Regions from separate parts of the Homo sapiens genome. Here regions 1 and 2 are each linked to region 3. Evidence: chromatin loops called from intact Hi-C (ENCODE). Cell type or tissue: PC-9. All regions are shown on one strand.

Region 1 (2,500 bases), 69 kb after region 3:
AACACCAACTTGAACCAGAAGGAAGAGTTTTTTAGAACAAACCTGATACATAGGAAACAATAGATGATGGTCATTGTTGCTATTATTAGTATTATACAGGGAGCCGTGGGTATGTAAATATACAGCTGGAACATAGAATTTAAGAAAGTGAATGGAGAGGCCAGGCGCAGTGGCTCATGCCTGTAATCCCAGCACTTTGGGAGGCTGAGGTGGGCGGATCGCTTGAGGTCACGAGTTCGAGACCAGCCTGGCCAACATGGTGAAATCTGTCTTTACTAAAAATACAAAAATTAGCTGGGCATGATGGCGTGTGCCTGTAATCCCAGCTACTTGGGAGGCTGAGGCTGGAGAATTGGTTGAACCCAGGAGGTTCAATTGTGCCACTGCACTCCAGCCTGGGCGATAGAGCAAGACTCAGTCTCAAAAAAAAAAAAAAAAAAAAAAAAAAAAAAAAGAGGGTGAATGGAGAGAGAGATATCATTCTGGAATGGTAAACAGGGGCCAGATCACGAATGACTTTGTAAGCCATACATGGTTTTCTGAACTTGTCCTAGAGTAAGTGAAGAGAGGTTGTGTTTGTTTTTGAGATAGGGTCTTGTTTTGCCACCCAGGCTGCAGTGCAGTGGCGTGAGCACAGCTCACTACAGCCTCGACCTCCTGGGCTCAAGCCATCCTCCCCACTCAGCCTCCGGAGTGGCTGGGTCTATAGGTGAGCACCACCATGCCCAGTTAATTTTTTATTTTTTGTAGAGATGGTATCTAACTATGTTGCCCAGGCTCGTCTCAAACTCCTGGCCTCAAGTGATCCTCTCGCCTTGGTCTCCCAAAGTGCTGGGATTACAGGTGTGAGCCACTGGGCCAGGCTGAGAGGTTATGGATTTTGAGGAGAGTTGAGCAGATTTGGGGTTTTAGGAGGATCTCTACACAAAAGGCTTCTAGAGTGGGGAATGCTTTGGAGAGAAGAAAAACTAGAGACATGGAGATCAGCTGGAAGCCACTGTGGTGGTCCAGGAGAGGCTTGTGGGGGCTGGGCCTGAGGTTGTGCTGAGGGGGATGAAGAGAAGTGGACCTGCTAAAGGTCACAGTGCTGGTTAGTGACGGACCAGGGGCGGGAGCTGTTGACTAATTACATAAGAATTTCCTGCCAGGAAATTAGCCTTTTTTTCTTGTTTATTTAGGCATGAATTTAATATATGTGCTACTTGATAGAAACAGATAAGTAACTACAAGTAACTGGGCAGGGATGGTTAGCTGGGAGGTATGGATTTCATTTCCATTACTAATGCCTGCAATTGCTGATAATAGACGTGCCCCAGGAATCGCTGCAAGGGAAATGGAGCAAGGTGAGCCATTCTCTTTGAAGGAGTTTTTTCCAGCTCTACCGGTTTATGTGTATAGGGTCACACCCTACCTTCTTATAACTGCCTCATTTGTTCTCCTTTGGGTCAGGCTGAAAGTGTTTGTTTGCTTTTTCTGGTTTTATTGGCATAGAAAACTCTAGCAAGATGTGATTGGCCACTCTGTGGGGGCATCACTGGCCTTTCAAGCTGTGTTTCTCAAACATTCTCTGTGGACGCAGATTGGTCATGGCATCTGCATTCCTGGAAGGTGCAGGCTGATGGGTGGAGCGGAGGAGTTTTGAGGAGCCAGATGAGATGAGGCACCTGGGGACAGGTGACCCCAGCAGCTGCCGCTTGCAGGAGAGAGCTTCTGAGGAAAGACATCTGAGTCAGCAGGGTGACTGCTGGGACTGTGGGCAAAGCATGAGCCCAGCGGTGTTCTCATCCACCCAGTTAGGCGACCCTGAAGGTCTATGATGATAATCTAAATGATCCCTGAAAGGATCTGCTCTAATCTCTTCGCTGGTCCATGAACCTGCCAGGCTTGTTCTGATTCCGTATGGGAATTTGATTGATAAAGTCCTATGCATTCTTGAGTCACCCCCATCACCCACCCTCTACTCCCTTTGAAGAACCACAGAGGGAAGAGTAGACACCATACAGCTCACACTGACTCACTTCTGTGTTCAATGCATTGCTCCTCTTAGTCTCCCAGCTTTTCTAGAAGCCCTCTGAGGGCTTTTTTTTTTCCTTTTCTTTTTGAGACAGGGTCTCTGTTGCCCAGGCTGGAGTGCAGTGGCATGCTCTCAGCTCGCTCTGCCTCCTGGGCTCAAGTGATCCTCCTACCACAGCCTCCTGAGTAGCAGGACTACAGGTGCGCACTACCACGCCTCGCTAATTTTTGTATTTTTAGTAGAGATGGGGTTTCACCATGTTGCCTAGGCTGGTCTCAAACTCCTGACCTCAAGTGATCTGCCCACCTCAGCCTCCCAAAGTGCTGGGGTTACAGGCGTCAGCCACCGCACCTGGCCCTTCTGAGGGCTTTTTATTCCTTCTATGTTCTCGTAACTCCTCTCAGAGTTTTTAGGTGACCTCTGTTGATTGACAGATCCAGAAGTTTGGAAGATGTGTCAGCCTGAATTTACAGATTGGGAAGCCGA
Region 2 (2,500 bases), 420 kb after region 3:
CCCACACATCTGAGAACAGCCCTCACCCATGCCCCATCTTGCAGACAGCTGCCCCTGGGCCATCTCATAGGCCATCCCATAACACAGTCCACTCTCTATTTGACAGGCCCAGGGAGAGGGGCTTAGTCATGAGCATGAGGACATTTGGCCAGGGACTTTGGCAGCACGAGCAATCAAAATGCAGTCTGGCAGCAGGGTGTGGCCTCCAGGTGGGTGTGCTCCTTTGGTCCTGAGCCCAAGGACTTCTTGCCCCCGGGAGGGTGTGGCTGGAGGAGGGTTGGAGCAAAGCCAGGAAAGCACAGGCCTAGAGAAGGCCTCCCGCCTGATCTAAGGGTGCAAGGCTCAGGCCTCTCTTCCCACTCCCTCACCTCGGGCCTCCCTGGAGCCAATCAGCTTCTGCCCTCAGCACTCCAAAGTGATAGCTCTGCTGAGGATCAAGATTCACTTTATATTCTCCAATCCAATGGGCACTCTTAGCCTGTACCTTTTTGTTTTTTTTTTTTTTGCCTGCTGCTTATTGTATCTTTGTATTTTGCATGGGATTTAATTAAAATTCCTATAATGAATGATCACCTATATTGGAATGAATCCAAAAACTGCATCTAGACTCAGATCAGCTTTCTGAAGCCAGGGCCGTAAGAACTACAAATTCAACTGAACCCCTGAAGTTCTCCTCCCTTTCTTTGACTTCCCCATCTCAGGAAATAGCCACCTATCACTTAGAATTACAGGCCAGATATCCAAGCGTCACTCACCATTCCTCCTTCTCCCCCATTCTTCACATTTAATTAATAACTGTATCTTGGTGATTCTAATTCCCAAATATTTCTAGATTCTTTCCCTTTCTTTCCATTCCCTTCAGTGTGATCTTAGTTTAGACCTTTAATTGCATTTATTTAAAGTAGCTGAATAGGCTCATAAGAATTCACTGCTCCAACTAATTTTCCACTCTGTTGCAAAAACTGATTTTCTTGCAGTGCAAATATGAGCGTGCCATTCTCCTGCTTTTAATCCTTCATTTTCTCCTTCAGGTTGTGCAGGATAAAATTCAGAACTTGTCTATTGCTGCCTTTTCCCCCATGGCCACTCTATCCCAGGGCTAAAACACACACTTATACCATGTTGTGGGGGTTTTCCCCACATGTCATTTGTTTTTCTGAAGGTCCTTCCCCTGGTATCCGGCTAACTCATCCTGATTTCACAGGATCAGAGCACATTCCTCATCTCCAAAAGGGTGGCCTGATGCCCCAGGCCCTACTGAAATGAGCTTTGTCAATGTTTACATAATATCATATGTGTATTTCATCAGAGCATTTGTCACAGAATATTTGAATAGTGGGTTAAACTGCATGCTTCTCTCACTGGACCATGAGCTACAAGAGGGCAGGGAACTCATATTTCATTTCCTTTCCTTCAGCATTTAGCAGGATGCCTGGCAATTAGCAGATGTTCAATATAATTGTGTGAGAAGGGCTGGGGAAGGTGCTGGGACACATCATCACGGGTGACAGAACCGGTCCCCTGTGGCACTCACTGTTTCGGGGAATTGGACAGGTGGTTCCAATGCAGGCGGAGTGCCATTGATGCTGAGAGAGAAGGGAGGAAATGTGCCTCTGGGGGTTGTCTGTTACTATTTTTAGGGTCATTAAAAGTGATTAAAGCCCTCTCTGTAAAAGTGTACACATATATATTTTTTTCATAAAATTCTCCTAAAACATCCATGGGTTTCCTAAGTAGTACAGCCCTTAGGCCTGGGCAGAATGACCTCTGCTTTAGAGCATTGCATTTATTTAAAGTAGCTGAATAGGCTCTGGTCCTCATCCAGCTGTGCATACATTTAAGATGAACTTTAAGGGTGAATAAAATGTTGGAAGTTGTAAAGAAGTTGGAAGTTGAAAGATCAGCCAACGAAATCATAGCGATGGAAAAGCTGGCTGGAGCAAGTGACCCATTTGGAAAGGTAGACTGGGGGCTTTACTGCAGAAGGTCTTGACTCTCAGGGTTAGGAATTTCACAATGATTTGGAAGGATAATGGGAATTCCTAAAACGTTTTTGAGCAATGATATAACTGGAATGTGCTCTGAAAGGATGAATTTGGCAGATTATACAGGGGGTTGCAGGAGAAGTGAAGAAGGTGGAGAAATAGTTGGGAGGCTACTGTAGTACTTGAGGGAAGAGGTAATAAGAACTGGACAAAGTGGGTGGGATGGGAATGGAAGAGATGAATATAATACAAAAGGTATGATTTAGATGTCATGTGATTCAGCAAGATTTCAGGGAGAAGGCAACAAAGATTACTCTGATTTACCAGACTGGAGTTGGGGGAACTGGCCACGCCATGAACAAAAGAGGGAAGCTGGAGGAAGAATTTGAGGGGGAAGATTATAAACTCAGATCTAGACATGTTAAGTACAAGGAGCTGGCTGGACATTTAAGTATCTTGCTCCTTAGTCTAAAGATGTCTTAGGTTACTTGTGAAGGGTTACTTTCCAGAGGGAT
Region 3 (2,500 bases):
TCTCGGCTCACTGCAACCTCTGCCTCCCAGGTCAAGCAATTCCCCTGCCTCAGCCTCCTGAGTAGCTGGTACTACAGGCTCACGACACCATGCCCAGCTAATTTTTGTATTTTTAGTAGAGACGGCGTTTCACCATGTTGTCCAGGATGGTCTCGATCTCTTGACCTTGTGATCCGCCCGCCTCGGCCTCCCAAAGTGCTGGGATTACCGGCATGAGCCACCATGCCCGGCCCCATCAGAAATATTTTTTAAGATAGGAAGAAATAATAGCATGTATAGATGCCGTGGGAATCATCCAGTGGAGAGAGAAACATTCATGGGTCAGGAGAGAACATAGAGACTTTAGAGGAATGTCCTTGATAAAGTAAGAAGGGGTGAGATTTAGCCCAGGTGCTCATGTGGAGGGTTGGCTGCATTTGGCAGAGGCACTGACAGGACATCTTCAAGAACAAGAGGGAAGGCAGATAGGTGATAAGACGGGCAGTGGAAACTTGTGGAAGTTTTTTTTATTTTTTCACTGAAATAGGAAGCAAGGCCATAGGCTGAGAGTGACAACGGGAGAGGGTGCACTGGAAGGCTGAGCAGAGTTGTTTGGGAAAGTGGGAGAAAGATGCAGTAAGGAAACGCACAGGCTTACCAGGCAGCACGAAGGAAAGGCTACCACAGAGGGACAGTTTGGTGAGTAGGTTTTCATAACGTGTGATCGGGAGGCTGAGGTGGGAAGATCAATTAAGCCCAAGAGTTTGAGATAAACCTGGGCAACATAGTGAGACCTCATCTCAAAAAAAAAAAAAAAAAAAAAGATCAGGCTGGGCCATGGTGGCTCACGCCTATAATTCCAGCACTTTGGGAAGCTGAGACGGGTGGATCACCTGAGGTCAGGAGTTTGAGACCAGCTTGGCCAACATGGGGAAACCCCGTCTCTACTAAAAATACAAAGATTAGCTGGGTGTGGTGGTGCACACCTGTAATTCCAGCTACTCAGGAGGCTGAGAAAGGAGAATTGCTTGAACCCAGGCGGCGGAGGTTGCAGTGAGCTGAGATTGTGCCACTGCACTCCAGGCTGGGCCACAGAGTGAGGCTCCATCTCAAAAAAAATAAAAAATAGATCAGAGAAGTATAGTTTTTTTTTCCTTTAGAAGCTGTTAGCGTTCTTAGATGCAAACAGCAGAACCTCTTCTAGTTAAGCAGAGAAGGACTTTATTAAAGTCTGTTAGGAAGCTCACAGAATCTCCAAGAAAGCAAAAGTCAGGCTCAAGGGCAATGCAGCCAGGAACAACACCTGCAGCCTGTTGTGAGATCACCACTCCAGCAGAAACCCCACTGCTGCTGTTGCTAGGCTAGGGCATCTCATACTGCACGCCTGGCACGGGCACTGGACATCACAGCCTTTGTGCTATTGCCCCTTAAGCAGGACACCTCTGCCAATGCCTGTGTCTACTTCCTTGCATGACTCATGTCTGAACTAAGCTCTGGTGTGGGTGTGTCTGTTTGGCAGAGGCCAAGTCATGTGTCTGGGACCCAGGTGCAAGGGAGGGTGGAGAGTGAGTTTCTGGTTTCTCCTTCAAGGAGGTGAACTTAGAATGGGAGAAATTTGCCAATCATTGGAAAAGATAATTAAAAGATGTTGGGTTATCATCAAGCATGAGAAATGTCCAGGATAGCAGTTAACGTTTTATTTATTTTAAACATTTAGATTTCAAACTTACTATATGAAATTCACATGCTTCTATTTTGAGTGTAGCTGGAAGCTGCTGTGTATTATACTCATTATTTCACTGTGGCCATGGTATCAGGATTGCCAAGGAACTTTATAAATACCTCCATTTCTAGTAATTTTTTTTTAATTGTGTATACATTTAAGGCTGGGTATGATGGCTCATGCCTGTAATCCTAGCACTTTGCGAGGCTGAGGCAGGCAAATCACTTGAGGCCAGGAGTTTGAGACCAGCCTGGCCAACGTGGAGAAACCCTGTCTCTACTAAAAATACAAAAAAAATTAGTGCGCGCCTGTAATTCCAGCTACTCAGGAGGCTGAGGCACGAGAATCTCTTGAGCCCGGGAGGTGGAGGTTGCAGTGAGCTGAGATCGCACCACTGCACTCCAGCCTGGGTGACAAAGTGAGACTGTCTCAAAAAAAAATTGTGTATACATTAAAAAAAACCTCACTTGTATGAAGGGAATACAAGGAAACCAGGAAATGACTCAAAGCTGCCCTTTCCTTTACTACCTGGCCCATAGCATGAACTGACCTTGAAACCCTAGCCTCCGTGGCTTTCTACGTAAGATTGTAACATAGCATTTGAATTTCCTGCTTATTGTTGACTGTAGGTTAAACTCGTTCCTTATAAATTTTATTTGCATTATGGAACATCATTTGTCCTCTTCAGTTTAGTTCTCAGTCTGAGACACCAGATTTTTTTGGGAGCACTAGACATAAAAATCTGTTATTCCTAGTGGGTCTAGGAGCTCAAGGGGTCAAACGGCAGGTTTGGTAGGA

What was found. Hi-C counts contacts between places; a loop is a spot of excess contacts. Peaks named below come from ENCODE experiments on the same cell type or tissue, not always from the same donor. Only the 100,000 strongest peaks of a DNase experiment are listed, where the experiment ranks them.
Region 1: a loop joins it to region 3, with 7 times the contacts of the local background. A loop is called at or near these places in 3 of 110 quality-filtered maps.
Region 2: it touches region 3 in a loop (4-fold over the local background); 10 of 110 quality-filtered maps call a loop at or near these places.

Annotation. Positions count from the first base shown.
Region 1 is chr12:12,871,129-12,873,628 of GRCh38, forward strand. No RefSeq gene overlaps it. Among named protein-coding and RNA genes, the nearest start is that of GPRC5A, 19 kb to the right of the region's middle. RefSeq lists an enhancer at 620-1,819. In PC-9, no CTCF peak of the experiment used is centred here; a DNase peak (open chromatin) is centred at 1,433; H3K4me3 peaks cover 635 bases; H3K27ac peaks cover 2,500 bases.
Region 2 is chr12:13,222,121-13,224,620 of GRCh38, forward strand. No RefSeq gene overlaps it. Among named protein-coding and RNA genes, the nearest start is that of EMP1, 27 kb to the left of the region's middle. In PC-9, no CTCF peak of the experiment used is centred here; DNase peaks (open chromatin) are centred at 201 and 1,281; H3K27ac peaks cover 2,500 bases.
Region 3 is chr12:12,801,975-12,804,474 of GRCh38, forward strand. No RefSeq gene overlaps it. Among named protein-coding and RNA genes, the nearest start is that of DDX47, 10 kb to the right of the region's middle. RefSeq lists enhancers at 924-1,424, 1,955-2,500. In PC-9, no CTCF peak of the experiment used is centred here; DNase peaks (open chromatin) are centred at 1,437 and 2,207; H3K4me3 peaks cover 915 bases; H3K27ac peaks cover 2,500 bases.